Regions from separate parts of the Homo sapiens genome. Here region 2 is linked to region 1. Evidence: chromatin loops called from intact Hi-C (ENCODE). Cell type or tissue: IMR-90. All regions are shown on one strand. Region 1 overlaps METTL15 (methyltransferase 15, mitochondrial 12S rRNA N4-cytidine). Region 2 has its middle 17 kb from the start of LINC02758.

Region 1 (8,000 bases):
TCATAATTATAATTATGATGAGATTATTTGTTCAATATACACCTCTCTTAGTAGATTGCCCTCCATGAAGCCATGGACATATTTGTCTTGCTTACCATTATATCTCTAGTGCTTAGCACAAGGCCTGCCACATGGTAGTTTTGTAATGATGTTTTAAGTGAATGAATAAAAGTCAAAGTAAACTAGAAGACAGATGTGAGGCACCAATAAGAGGAATGTCCCTTGGGTACTGAGGTAGCTTCTCTGGCTCAAGACTTTTATATAATTTCAGCGTCAGTATGGCAGGCCAGGTCTGATCAAGTAACTGATCTGAAAAAACAGATACAAAGGCTGAGAAAATAAGCTGGCACCTAAACGGAAGCAAAATAGATTATGATGACAAATAGTTTAAATTTGCTAGGTTCGGTTATAAATATTTCAAAGTAAGTTTTTACCTATTTTAAGTTATAATGTTTAGTATTACTTTTTATAATTATTAGATTTTCTATAGTTATGGTACTAGCTTTGATAATTTTCTTTATTAAATGCATTATGCTCTGTACAATGGAATTTTCTTAAGATCAGTAGCAGTATTTTACTTGTTTTATTTAAAAATCTTTGCAATCTTTAATGGAGAGTAGACATCAAAGAGAAAAATACTAAAACTGTATGTTTGCTCTCTTTAAATATTGGAGGCTGATGACGGGAGTTTATTTTGTTTGACTCCAAATTGTTAAAGAGAAACTTTTCTAAGGAATAGGACCAATGGCATAGCACCTAGAGGGAGATATCTTTTTAAATTTTTTTTGAGACGGAGTCTCACTCTGTCGCCCAGGCTGGAGTGCAGTGGGGCGATCTTGGCTCACTGCAAGCTCTGCCTCTTGAGTTCACACCATTCTCCTGCCTCAGCCTCCTGAGTAGCTGGAACTACAGGCGCCTGCCACCACATCCAGCTAATTTTTTTGTATTTTTAGTAGAGACAGGGTTTCACCGTGTTAGCCAGGATGGTCTCCATCTCCTGACCTCGTGATCTGCCCGCCTCAGCCTCCCAAAGTGCTGGGATTACAGGTGTAAGCCACTGTGCCCAGCCTTTTTTTTTTTTTTTCTTCTTAAGAAAAAACTTAAAATTTCATATGAGATGGACTGTTGATGTTGTGTTTTCCCTCTGTTATTTTTTAAAATACAGGTTTCTTTGAAGCAAATTTTATTTTACATTGCATTCTTCCTTTGTTTGGAGAATGTTCTAAAAAATGTAGCACATTAAGTGGCCTTTGTATTAAAATATCTTCTGAAATGTGACACTGCCAGTGCTGTTCTGGTAAAGGTTTAACACCTGGCTCTCTGGGGGTAAGGGGTGGTATGTGAATTAAAAAAAAACAAAAAAAAATCCTGATTTTAGTATTTGCAAATTTCCATGGGGTACGTTCCTGATGTCATGGAATGTAGATTTAGTCTCTGCCTATTTCTTCAACTTCTGTTTCCCTCTTCTTGAATTTTGTATCAATCACGATGCAGTTTTCCATACACTTTGTAGTATTTGATGCTTCTGTGCCCTTATACTTGCCCTTTTCCCTGTGACTTGTTGGTCTGAGAACATCTTGTTCATATTTCAGTATCTGGGTTTGTCAACTTATCCTTCTTAAAGTTTCTCTGCAAAGTTATTCACTCTTTCTTCTCTTGACTGCTTCAGAACCTTGTCCTTTTTTTCTCCTTTTTTCTTTTTTTAAATTTTAATGAGTACATAGCAGGTGTATGTATTTATAGGGCACATGAGCTGTCTCAACACAGGCATTCAATGTGTGACAGTCACGTCAGGGTAAATGGGTCATCTGTCATCTCAAGCATTTATCATTTCTTTGTGCTCTGAACATTCCAATTATATTATTTTAGTTATTTTAAAATGTACAATAAATTATTGTTGACTGTTACCCTGTTGTGCTTTTAAATAATCTTATTCATTCTACCTAACTATATTGAACCTTGTCCTTTTTAAAATTATGGAGTGTATTACATTGTATTATAATTATTTCTTCATTGTTATTGATTGGAAACTTATTAAGAATAAAGACAATGTCTTTTTCTTCTTTGCTTCCCCAGCACCAGTATAGTGCTTGACTCTTAGTGGGAGGGCAATAAATATTTATTTTAACTGTAGTTGAACTGATGATTTATTAGTGTTATCAGTTGATTTAACTTAATTGGCTTTTTAATTTATGCACTGGGACCTGAGGAGAGTGCTGTCTTTGGGCCCTGTGCTATACAAAAATTTGTTGCTTCATTTGTGTAATAGATTTAGAAAGAAGAAATTTTGACACTTCTAATAAACCTTAAAAGGGTTTCAAAATATTCTTAACCTGAACTTTCCAACATAGCTATTAATGGTTTATAACAGAACTTGAGAATGACAACATGTTATTAATATTATAGTACACATTTTAGAAGCGAATTATCTTTTTGAAGAAAACAATTTATTTTTCATATTTATGGTTTTTAGAAATAGACAATTGTTTTATGATGATATCTTAAGCAAAATGAATATTGTTGCTTTATTTTACTGTTGAAGGTTCTATATTGAAGATTTTTTCTATGAAAACTTTTAAAGCATATCTTTGATATGTGTTTAAAAGTCTCATTAGTATTGGATTTTATGATAAGCTTTATGTTTATTATATGCAATATTTTAAGAGTGGCATGTTTATCTGTTATTTGGGATAAATGTAGCATTTATAGGTAACTCGCACTGCCTGGCAATGTGATGAATATTTTGCATGCTGTTGTTAAGGTATTTAAAATCTTTAGGGAGTCAAAGTAAATGCAGAACTACTAGACAACAATTAAATGTTGAATTCTTATATTTGATCATTTAATAAATTGTATATGATATTTTTAGTTAATAAAAGTTATAGTTTATTAAAACTGTAATGTGTATTAACTCCATCTTACTCACTCAAAGTATCAAGTTTAGAAATTCCTCTTACAGAGTCTTGGTGTGAGGAGTGTGGGAATATGAATCCTACAGGTAAATTTAACATTTTTTTAAAATGAGAATGTTTATGGATTATATTTTTTATAAAATGCTTTGTTCATATCATGTTATAAAATGTGAAAAACTGATGCAGAAATTAGTTTTCTTGGTTATCTCTTCAAATCCTAGTATATAGATGTGTGTATATGTGTGTGTGTGTGTGTGTGTGTGTGTGTGTGTGTGTGTATATATATATATATATAGTCTTTTAGGTAAATGAGGTAGTTATGCCTAAAGTGTTACTTAATCTCTTTAACAGTTTTTTAGAGTTTTAGAAGTAAACATTATTTATAACTAAAATGAAAATAACATATTTTTTCATGCTTATTTTTTCCATAATGACGGGTTAACATTTAAAATATTGTTTTTATATATATATGTATATAGGTGTGTATATATACATTTATGTATACATATAAGTAACTATATAATTAGGTTTTCATATTCAAATCTAATAATTACAGTGTATATTGAATGTATAACTTTTTTTTAAAATTTGGCATTCATGAAAATATGCTTGTTTTTCTACCACTGAATTAATGCATTTTCATCATATATAATTCTCTTTATTTGAATTGTGAAGCAAATTATTACTAGGACATCAAATAATTAAGACCAACAACTTATTCAATTATTTTTCCTATCCAGTGGCTTTAAATTATCTTTTTTCTAGTTGTTCTTTCTCATGGTCCCAAACTAATTCTTTGCTACTAAAATATAAGAATTAAGATAAAAAAATCAAGCTTCCAAGGTAATTAGAAATTAGTTTTTAAAATTAACCAAAAAATTATGGTTTCATAGTTGATAAAAATGTTACACTCTCATGTTTAAAAATCAGACGTATGTACTGAATCCAAATTTTAAATTTGCTTAAGAGCCATTCTTCTGGTTCAGGAAATAGACATGACCCAGGCAGAAAACAGGTTCATTGTATATGAGAAGCTCATAGAAAGAAAAGGGAGAAACGAGTGAGGTTTTTCTGTTCCTAAAGCACATACACACGAGTCATCCTCAGTACTTGTTACTCTCTAGGTCAGCATTAGTCCCTGATCAATAGTCTAATCATAGTTACTGCAAGAGTCTAGGCTTAGTGGCTCTGTCTTTTCCCATTGTTCCCCTAAGTTGCATGTTGTTTTATGAAGAGTGGTAGGAAGTGTACCTTGACCTTGTGATTCTCATAACATTTTATTTTACTCTTCTTCCACTGCCTTCTCCTCATGTAACAAACTACTGAGCTGAGGTGTAAGTAGCATACGTAAAATGTTATTTTACAATAAACCAAGTTGCAAGGCCTTATGGTGACTCATCTTATAATGTTCTGTAAACTCTCTTTTTTCCTTTGTGGTCAGTTGCTAGTAGTTGTCCCCTTTGGGTGAAACAAATACCAGGAGGTAATATGCATTTAAATGTTTTATTTTTCTTGGTGAATATTGCTTTAGAAAGTATGTGCATTTTTTATAGCTACTTATTTTCTCTCTGTTGGTCTGTATAAACTATTTCCTTTGTTCTTCAATGTTTGAGATGTCATTTTATCAAATTACATGCTAATTTAGGCATATATTTTTTATCTTTGTCCTATTTGGCCTGTGTCATCTGTAATAGGTTTCTATATAATTAAATTTCAAGATAAAACTGAAATCTTTCTTTTGTTACATGTATTTTTCTTTCTGGCAAGCAAAAGAAGTAAACTGTGGATATTTAATATATTCATAAAGATGGAGAATTTCCCACTTGAGGCGAGTATACACTGGGAAGAAGATTATTAATAATAACAACATAGAGTTGTATAAGATTTTACTGTTTATGAAGCACTTTTATATATTATTGACTGTGCTTTTCATTAATACTAATTTCAGTAGTGTTTTGTGCAAAGTATCATGTCAGATATGGAAAGAAGGACAGGAAATGTCTCTAATGCATATGTTTTACTGGAACCATATAGTAATAAATGACATTTTTTGGACTTGAATGCTTCTAGCTAATAATCAGGTTATACAGTATGCTTTTTCCCCTCAAACCTAAGTGTTCTTATGTTCTAGAGGACACCCTAGAAGATCTTCAGAGCTTGTTATCAGGCCCCTTAATCCCTTAGGACAGCTATTTGGCCTAACGTTACTAGAGAATAGATCACTAGCCCCCTGAGCACTTGTGACTATGCCCAAGCTCAGTCATTTGGAGCACGTTATGCTGTTCTTGTCTTCATAACCCTCTGCAGAGGAGTGCAGACACATCTAATTGGCTAGCTCACTGAATTTTTCAGAGCTTGATCTCAGATTGATCTCTCACTCGTGCAAGGAAACCTTATATTTATAATGACAGTATCAGAAGATAAATTGCTCAAAGAAAGATATGGGATAAGCCAACTAGAGCCATTAAGTGACTGAGGCTTAGAAATGAGGGTGGAGAGAAACTGTGGTGTTGAGGGAAATAAAAAACTGTAAGAGGATGACTTGAAGAAATGGAGTGTTAATACTAAAAAGGAAAGCAAAAACTCCATGAATTTCTGTCCTTTCTGTACGTTTTCCCTGCTTTCTCTAGCACCGAGGTACCATTAGTCTCTTGTCTATGGCTTTAATATTACTCTTAACTTTGTAGCAGAAATATGAAAGAATTAAAATTGACCTCAGTTTTATACCCCCTTATTTTAAATGACCTATATAATGGTTATATGAATACTTTAATTTTTCTACCGGTATAGAATATCATCGCCAAGACAGTTTCTTCTTTGAGCAATACATATGAAACCAACATTTTTTAGTAGAAAAACTTGATTTTTCTCCAATTTAAAATTACCGAAATAGTGAACTACTTTTATGAATGAAAATGTAAGTAACTTCTCTTGCTAGGGCCTGTTTTAGAAGTTAAATACAGACAGGTTTTTCAGAAAATTGAGATAACTGTGAGAGAGGAATGTTGTAGAATGTTTTCTTGTTTTTGTACTTATTTTTGTAATATCATGTTAGTAATAGAAACCATCCAGATTTTTCTAAAGTTATTAAGCTTTCCCCTGAGGAGTTTAAAGGCATGATTGATAGCATATAAAATAAATACTTTTATTTCAAGATTTCTTCAGAGTAGGTATTAAAATTTCTTTGAGCAATTTATATCAGGGATATATCAGTTTTGTTTAAGGTAAGTATGCCTTCTGAAAGCCAGGAGTAAGTTGTGTAGGGTCAAATTCTCCATTTCCTGTGAAATCTGTGTATAGATTGACACTATTCTGGTTTGATTGTGCTGATGATATTATATCTGAGTTCTATGCAGTTGGATAAACGAGTATCCATCCAAAACTCTGAAATTTTGTTTCATTTTTTTTATTTCAGTGTATTCTATTCTGAATTTTGGAACCAAGCTAGCTGATTTTACACGTTTGATTTTATGATTACATATGGAAAAAAATCAAAACCGCAATGTTACAGGTCTCTCACACCTTTCACTGTACTTCTGTAATAAAGGGAATTAGAATAATTTATTGGTTAAATAAGGTAACTATAAACCAATTTTTAACAAATTTGATTTTGAGTTACGATGATTGCGTATTCCAGGTACAACTTAAATTGCTGTAACTGTTTTGTTAAGTTCTTTTTTGGATAAAAAATCTTCTAAAATCTTATTTTTCTGAAATGTAAACTTACCTTATAGTATATGCATCTTAATTAAACTGTTCTTGATCGACTTAAGGTAGTAATTTTGAATATTTTTTGTTTCCGTATTCTACGCATCAGTGGAATTCTAAGTGACTTAATTCCTTATTTCTCCAAATCCACACATGGCTATGTATTTTTGGGTGCCTTTATTTCTTTTCAGCTAGTGCTTATATCTTAGTATGCTCACTCCAGCAATTGAATCTTCTTGACGAAATTTTCCAGTACATTTAATCTAAGCAAATTGGTGGGATTTTCTTGGTGAAAGTAGGTAGCACATTAAATCAGAAAACCTAGAGTACACATCCCACAGATATACACATGGCTGACTCTCTCACTCTGGTTGTTATTCAGATGTTACCTTTTCAGGGATGCCTTCCCTGGCCACCCTGTCTGAAATTTCAACTACCATCTTCAAATGTTTGGTATCCTCCTTCCTTGCTTGTTTGTTTGTTTTTTCCTTAGCACTTAACAGTGATATGCTGTATATACCATTCTCTTTTTCTTCTTAACTGTCTGCCCCTTCCTCCCCCAACTCCCTTCTCTACCGCCTTCCTCCATAGCACACTAGCTTGAAAGGTGGGATTTTTGTCTGACTTTTACCACTGTATCCTCAGTGCTAAGAGCATTTGATATGTAGAAGATACCCCATAAATATTTGTTGAAATAATTATTGAATGGAGGAATGAAAAGAAAGGTCCTACAGAAAGAGACATTGAGGAGATAGATGTGGCAATGATTGGGTGAAGAGAGGCAAGGATAGGGAGAAATTAAAAAATGGCAGTGAGGTGTTATATCTGAGTTTTAGTGTGAAAATTAAACCATTCTCTTATTTATTCAGAAGATGTCTATTAAGTTTCTACTGTATATCAGGTACAATGCACTTAGTACTGGATATGCAATATAGAACAAAATTAGACATGGTCTTAGCCCTTAAGGAGCTTACAATTTAGTGGTTGAAATGGGCATTTATCAAGTAATTATTCAAGTGAATATGAAATTTCCACTGCCATGAAAGAGTATATAGTGCTCTTAGATCTCCGAACAGGAGGATTTAAAGTGGTAAGATTTTCTTGAGTGGGAAGTAATCATAAGGACAAAGAATCTAGACAATTAAATAGGTTAAGAGGAGGGTAAAGAACATTTCAAAGAGGAAAGGGAACATGTACAAAAGTTCTGTGCTGGGAAGGAGCTTGGTAAGAATGAAAGATTGTAAGCAAGCCACTGAGTGAGTGTGCTGAAAATGCAAAGAGGGAGATGGTGCAAGATGAGGCTGGAGAGGCAGGTGGAGGTGAGAGATGATTAAGTCTGCTTTTTAAAAAGATAATTCTCTCTACACTGTGGAGGATGGA
Region 2 (8,000 bases), 400 kb after region 1:
CTGTCATTGCCATTTACTTTGGCAATAAATAAGGAATGAAAGGCGAAACAAAACAGCCCGCCACGGTTACTGACAATGATGTGTGTGGGGAATTTTTCAGAAACCTCAGGGAGGAGACTCCAGTGGTTTCTCAGCCCACAAGTTTCAGCTGCACGGGGAACAATGGTCCTTCTGCCTACCTTCAAAGGACAAGATGAGGCATGGGCCTTGTTTTTCCTTTTTCTTCCAAACTTCAAACTTGAGCAAACAATCTTTACTTAACCCACATGGAAAACTTGCAAACAGAAACACATTCCTCATCTCCTATTAGTGCTGGGTTCAAAAGCAAACTTCAAATTAGTTAATGTTCATGTCGTTAAGTGGTTCCCTATTGACTGGGAAGAAGTAGGTGGGGAGCTGACTTGGAGAGGGGCTACTGCTGGCAGGCCAATAGCAAAATGAAAGCCAAAATCACTCAGATTGCAGGAGAAAGGTTTAAAAAAAAAGCATAAAGAAATTATCTAGGCAGTACAGGATCTCATCTCTGTTGGATGCTAGAGACCCCCCTCCACATGACACATCTGGGTGGCACTGTGAGAAAGAAAGACTTTTGGGAAGGAACTATCCTGGTTGTTATCATGGTCCATGAATATTTATGGAGCAGCCCTTAATAGGAGTGCCTGGCGCCACCACACAGTCTTATTGTTTGGCAGATTGAAAACCAGCTTCAAGCTCACTCCTGGATCCTCTGAAAAGAATATCTGGATTTCTAGCAGCGAGGTGGCTGCATCATTCCTGTTGGAAGACATAACCCTCTTGTTCCATGGGCAGGAATGTCTATAAGCATAATTTGATAATTGAAACAGTTTGGGAACTGAACAGCCCTTACAGCAAGGGTCTTCAGAAAGTGTCAGCTGTTTGCCTAGGGGTTAGCCATGTCATCCTCATACTGGTGGTGAAGTAAGTAAGGAAAATTCAGGGTAACACTATCCTGGTAGTTAAGAAAAACAAACAAACAGGACATACCAATTATTTTAAACAATTTGAAAACTGAATTAGAAATCCTAAGTTAGAGGCAACCTTTGGCTTAGTGCAATATCAGAAGCCCCCCAGAAGGGCTCCTGTGAATCACCACACTCACCCTGAAATATCGCTGTTAAGTAATGAATATTGTAAGGGTTTTAACTGTGAGGCTATGGGGTGTCCATGGATGTACATCAGAGGGATATATAACTGAGTACATAAGCTTGCTGAAATTCTGGGAACATTTCATATATGTATCTGTGAATGTGTGTGTATGCATATTTGTTTGTTTGCATATTTCTCAGGGAGGAGAGTCATTGCTTTTATCAGATCCTAAAGGATTTTTCTAAGTCTTAAACACTGAAAACCACTGTTGACTTTTAGAGTAGAGATGGACATCAGAAATATTTGACCCAGTCCTTTTTCAAATTGCTTTGCTGTGCTGAAACTTTTGTGTGGATGAAATTCACCTGAGATGCTTGTTTAAATGCACCTTCCTGAGCCTACCTCTACACAGGCTGATTTAGCAGATTTTGGAGTGGGATCCAGAGTTCTGCTTTTTAAAGAAGAACCTCAAGAGGCCAGGAGCGGTGGCTCACGCCTGTAATCCCAGCACTTCGGGAGGCCGAGGCGGGCGGATCACGAGGTCAGGAGATCGAGACCATCCTGGCTAACACGGTGAAACTCCGTCTTTACTAAAAATACAAAAAATTAGCCGGGCGTGGTGGCAGGCGCCAGTAGTCCTAGATACTCGGGAGGCTGAGGCAGGAGAATGGGGCGAACTTGGGAGGCAGAGTTTGCAGTGAGCTGAGATTACGCCACTGCACTCCAGCCTGGGCGACAGAGTGAGGCTCCGTCTCAAAAAAAAAAAAAGAAGAACCTCAGAGATCATAAGCCACATGCATGAATCAAAGGTCCTACTGTGAAAGGGGAGTAAACTGAAGACATACTGGGAAGTGTGATGGTCAAGTGCACAGGGTTGGTAGAAATCATCTTCAAACTAGAGCAGCTGTACTTTTTTTCTCCTTCACATATTGAGCTCCCATGTAATATTCTATTTTGCAGAAAGGCTAAAAAAAAATAGCATAGACATCACTGACACAATTCAACCACCTTCTTGTTATAGAAGAGGAATCTGAGGCCAAAGAAGTAAAGTGACACTGTCAAGGTCACTTTAGCTTTTAGTGGTAGGGGACAAACAAGAACCCAAGCCCCCTGATTGTTTGTCCAGGCATTTTCCAACACGGCTGATTCTCCTTAAAGCTACACACTGTAGTTAAAGCACCAGTTTTTAGCATATCACTGGGGAAGGAAGATAGGAAGTATTTAAACTTTTTACTCAGTCACATAAAGAAGTCTTCTTGGCCAGTTGTGTTAGGTCACGCCTGTAATCCTAGCACTTTGGGAAGCTGAGGCAGGTGGATTGCTTGAGCCCAGGAATTAATGACCAGCCTGGGCAACGTGGTGAGACCTTGTCTCCACAAATAGGAAAAGTGAGCCTGGAGTAGTGGTGCATACCTGTATTCCCAGCTACTCAGGAGTCTGAGGTGGGAGGATCACCTGAGCCTGGGGAGGTTGAGGCTGCAGTGAGCCGTGATCCAAGCCACTGCACTCCAGCCTGAGCAACAGAATGAGATCTCATCTTAAAATAGAAAAAGAAAAAAAAGGAGTCAGGGGCCTAGGAATGTTTAAACTAGAAGGGAACTGGGTAATCAAGAAGACCTGGGTGAGGCTGCCCTGGGAGCCTGATAGAAACAACAAAGGCATCTGGAGCCCATGCAGTGAAAACAGCTACATCACTTTGTCTGGTGCCAGCCTTGCCACCCAAGAGATATTACCTTCAAGAAGGTCCCGAGAAAATAACTTATGGTTAGGCCACCCTGGGAGTTCTTTTATTCATCTATAAATATGAGTCTTTTCTTTGGTTTCAGGATTATCTGGTAATTAATGGCTTCAAGGTGATTCTTCAGATTTGACTAGAATTTCTAGCATGCTATAAAATTTCAGGTTAGTTTAATAGTGGGCAGGAAAATACACCATTCTTCACGGAGTTTAGAGCTGTATTCATTTAGGAAAATGAATTTCAAAAGCTTTCAAAGCCCAGTTAAAGTAAATTTGGGTGGTGATATCAATTAACTAGGCTAACAGGAGTTGTAAAACCAGTCTGAAAATGTTTTCCAACCTCTTTCAAGATTTCTGATGCTGCTGGATTCTAACTTATGAAAACAGTTTATTTTCTTTGTTCTCTCTTTCCATTTTGGGCCTTGGCCAGTTTTAAGAACTAAGAATTTCAAGGCTGGTTTACAAAACTATCAAACTTCTTTTTTTTTTTTTAACTTCAGGAACTGTTAACTTGGAATATGCAGTGATGCATGTTCCAGGATGCAAAAATCAACTCCTTTAAAAAATCCATAATTGTATTTTATACAGTTTTGTATAATGACTTGATATTCAGAATTACAACCTGAGGTCCTGTACAATCCTGATGTGGCTAAGTCATCAATGGAAGATTCCATTCTAATCAGCCCTTATTTAGTGCCAAGTATATCTTACTGGGTTTTATTGTGTCTTGGACATGTCCAGCCAGTTCTGACATGTCAGGGCCTGTCCGAATGCCCGAAGGGATGGGCCCTCTAGTGCACTATTTCTATGAGTAAACAAGGTAATTGGGAAAAGAAAAGCCAAAAGAGCACTATACCATCTGCAGAAGGATTTCTCCTTGATGGGAGAGTTGGGTGTATAAGTTTGAGAGGTAGATGAGGCTATTAGAGAAGACAGACTGTTGGCTTTATCTTGAAGAAATCATATGAAGTTATTCCTTCTGGGGCAGTGCCAGAGGCTTAGGAAGGTAGGGCCGTGTGCTGAATATTTGATGTTTGTGGCCCTCCAGATTCACTTTCTATTTTTCTCCTCCCTGCTGTAAACTCCAGCGCTGACCTTGGGCTCCCTCATGCTCCACTTCTGGTTGGGTTTGCTTAAGGCATTGCTAGAAGACTAGTAGGAGAAAGCAGAGTAGGGTCAGGGTATTATTATCCTGGTTCCTTCCATGTCCTAGTCTGGGAGTTTCTCTCAAGTATAGGCCATAGCTCTTCAGTATCTTTCTTTGCCCCACTCTTGCTGTCTCTCTAGGTTTCCCACTGGCTCCCTTCTTTGCCTCTTCAGTCCTGGAGGTGATCCTCTGTTACTCACCTTGGGGGTAATGTGCTGTTCCTTGTAGTTTCCTTATATGCTGTCCACAACTCTGGCAAGAATCCTTTTACTAAACTTGCCTTAATGTTTCCAATTTGAGTTTGCCATCTGTTTTCTGTTGGGACCCTGACTAATACAGGTGTGTAGTAATGAGGTAGTGAAATGAATGCTGTATCATTAAAAATTTGATCAGAAACTGAGCACACACAATAGGAAAGCTCTGTGCCTTAATATGAACAGGAGAATCTGGGGGATGTTAGGCTCTGGAGCCAGCCCTCCCTTCACTCTAAATAGAAGTATTGACCTTAGAGTGAAGTCTAAAATTGATATGTGTATATGAGCAGTGTATTAGTCAGGATAATCCAGAAAAACTGAACCGGTGGGATGTATGTATACAGTATATAGAAAGGTTTATTTGAAGGAATTGATTGACATAATTATGGAGGCTGGCAAGTGCAAAATCTGCAAAATGGCCCAGCAGGCTGGAGACCCGAAGAAGAGCTGACTGTACAGTTCAAGTCCAAAGGTTGTCTCCTGCAGCATTTCCTCTTGCTTGGCGGAGGTTAGTCTTTTGTTCTATCCAGGCCTTCAGCTGATTAGAGGAAGCCCATCAGCATCACAGAGGGTAACTTAATTTATTCGAAGTCCACCAATTTAAATATTAGTCTCATCCAAAAACACCCTCACAGAAAAATCCCAGAATAATGTATCTAGGTGTCACATATCTGGACACTATGGCCCAATCAAGTTGACACATAAATTTCACCATCACAAGAAGGCAGAAGGAGCCTCAGGAACCAACACAATCAGGAAAAGTTGGGCTCTGGAGACTACATGACCATCTCACTTCTTCACCATGGGTTACAAGGGCAGAACCAGTTGCCACTGCTTGAATTAAGCAGAGTAAACATGAGACCGTGAGATCAGGAGGAAAGCTACATATGTGTCTGGCAAAGAATAACTTGCTAGACTAGGTCTATATCAAGGACCAAATCATCATTTGTTTATTCACCCACTTTTACATTATTTTATTCATTTATTTAAAACATTTCTATTGAAAAAGTACTAAATGCCAAGAACTTTGCGAGGTTCAGAAAACTAGCAAATTTGCTAAAGATACAACATTGAATACAATGGATGCGGTTCTTGCCTTTATGGAGTATACTGATTTAGAGGCAAGACGGATTATAAACCAATAGTTGTTTAAATAATTACTTTATTATAATTCTAATAAGTGGCATTAAAAAAGGGTACAGTACAATGAGAGGATATAACTAGTTAAAACAGCAGGTACTGAAAGCTATCATCAAACCTATTCCCTTGTGCTCTTGGGCACATAAGTAGTCTGTATTTTCCATCCCAAATACAAACACATTTTCAGTTGGATACAACAATATAATTGAATTATAATCAATAAATGTGAGCAAAAATAATATATGTCATTACATAGTCTAGCCTATAAAATTCTCCCTTATACAATATTCTGTATTCTTTTTGCTTTGACTTGAAACATATGAACATCATGACCTTTGAATCTATGTGTTGAAAATGGCAGAACGACATATTGGAAGCTGATTGGCTCTCTGAAACACTACACAGAAGTCACCAACCAAACACCAGCATTGGACTATTACATGTGGAAAATAAATTTATATTGGCTTTAGCCACAGTGATGCTGATATTTGCTCATTATGAAGCTAGAATTGCCATAACTAATATAGAAACTAATTCTGAAGTTATGATTCAACATAAACTTGAAATGAGGTACTATCTACATATAACAAACATTTAAATTAGGTGACATTGACCTATCAGTAATAAGTTAGGCAGCCATAAAACTCTTAAAGGTTGGATAAATGAAGGCCCATTCTATGAATTTGACCAAATATTTGGTAAAGTTATTGACTATGATAACTTGAAGGCAGAAAATGGGCCTATTGAGCCTGTGGTTTCAGTTATTAATTGATGGGTGATTTTGTATCCCAGGGCACATATGACAATGTCTGGAGATATTTTTGTTTGTCGTGACTAAGGTGGGGTGGTGCTATAAGCACAGAGTGGGTAGAGGCCAAGGATGCTGACAAACATCCCACAATGCACAGGATAGATCCCTAAAATGCGTAATTATCTGATCTAACGTGTCAATGGTGTTGGGGTTGAAAAATTATATTCTGGGGGATACAGTTGGAAAAACTCAGAATAATCCAAATTGGTTTTCATTTCCACTTTTTACCAAGATGTTACTAGGAAAATAAAGCTAAATCCAGAAATAACTGGATAGTTGCCAGACAGTCAGAGAATACCAAAAATTTTTGATTTTTTTGAAAATCACTTCAAGACCATGAACGATAATAGATGAAATCTAAAGAGGTTTTGAGTAACAGTGACTCATGCAGATAGAGCTCTGGAAGTACAGATTAGATTAAAGGTATGTGGCCTTCCCACCCAAGTCTATGACTTCACTGGTCTCAAGATATCATCTATTAATGTGAAAGAGATTGCCTTGGAAGATAGAAAGCAAATACCTAAATTGGGCTTGATAATTTTATCTGGGAAATAATCTTGGGCATAGTCACTAGAACATGGAACTGATTAGTAAGTAGATTAAAAGCCTACCAAGGAGCCCAACAAGTATTTGAGGGAAAGGTATTGTCAAAGACATTTTCTTTGTTAGAGCATTAGTATTGCCTCGATGAGTAATTACTTAGTGTGAAGGGTTCAAGAAAGTGTCTGTGGAAATTGCATTTAAACTGAGTCCTCAAAAATGGAATAATCAGCAAGGTAAAGGAGTAAAACATTGTGTAGTTCCTGAAGTTAGGAACTGAATGAGAGCCAATATATTTGAGATACAGTAAATTGAAGGGAGCCTAATGAGAGATAAGGATTTAGGTAAGGAGAAGAACATACAGGGCTTAAAGGTTATGTGTCCAGAATTGGTGGGTTATTGGTCTCACTGACTTCAAGAATGAAGCCGCGGACCCTCGCAGTGAGTGTTACAGTTCTTAAAGGCGGTGTGTCCGGAGTTTGTTCCTTCTGATGTTCGGATGTGTTTGGAGTTTCTTCCTTCTGGTGGGTTCATGGTCTCGCTGGCTCAGGAGTGAAGCTGCAGACCTTCGCGGTGAGTGTTACAGTTCTTAAGGCAGCGCGTCTGGAGTTGCTCGTTCCTCCTGGTGGGTTCGTGGTCTCGCTGGCTTCAGGAGTGAAACTGCAGACCTTCGCTGTGAGTGTTATAGCTCATAAAGGCGTGTGGACCCAAAGAGTGAGCAGCAGCAAGATTTATTGCAAAGAGCAAAAGAACAAAGCTTCCACAGTGTGGAAGAGGACCTGAGCGGGTTGCCACTGCTGCCTCGCGCAGCCTGCTTTTATTCTCTTTTCTGGCCCCACGCACATCCTGCTGATTGGTCCATTTTACAGAGAGCGGGAGTGGTCTGTTTTGACAGGGTGCTGATTGGTGCATTTACAATCCCTGAGCTAGACACAAAGGTTCTCCACGTCCCCACTAGATTAGCTAGATACACAGTGCTAATTGATGTATTTACAAACCCTGAGCTAGACACAGAGTGCTGATTGGTGCATTTACAACCTTGAGCTAGAAACAGAGTGCCGATTGGTGAATTCACAATCCCTTAGCTAGACATAAAGGTTCTCCAAGTCCCCACCAGATACCAGATCAGCTAGACACAGAGCGCTGATTGGTGCATTACAAACCTTGAGCTAGACACAGAGTGCTGATTGGTGCATTTACAAACCTTGAGCTAGATACAGAGTGCTGATTGCTGTATTCACAATCCCTTAGTTAGACATAAAGA

What was found. Hi-C counts contacts between places; a loop is a spot of excess contacts. Peaks named below come from ENCODE experiments on the same cell type or tissue, not always from the same donor. Only the 100,000 strongest peaks of a DNase experiment are listed, where the experiment ranks them.
Region 2: a loop joins it to region 1, with 4 times the contacts of the local background. A loop is called at or near these places in 4 of 110 quality-filtered maps.

What each region holds. Positions count from the first base shown.
Region 1 is chr11:28,119,183-28,127,182 of GRCh38, forward strand. All of the region lies in intron 3 of METTL15 (methyltransferase 15, mitochondrial 12S rRNA N4-cytidine), which reads left to right. Among named protein-coding and RNA genes, the nearest start is that of METTL15, 15 kb to the left of the region's middle. In IMR-90, no CTCF peak of the experiment used is centred here; a DNase peak (open chromatin) is centred at 4,299; H3K4me3 peaks cover 270 bases.
Region 2 is chr11:28,517,693-28,525,692 of GRCh38, forward strand. It overlaps a transcript of METTL15 not described here. Among named protein-coding and RNA genes, the nearest start is that of LINC02758, 17 kb to the right of the region's middle. RefSeq lists an enhancer at 2,848-4,047. In IMR-90, no CTCF peak of the experiment used is centred here; no DNase peak of the experiment used is centred here; H3K27ac peaks cover 664 bases.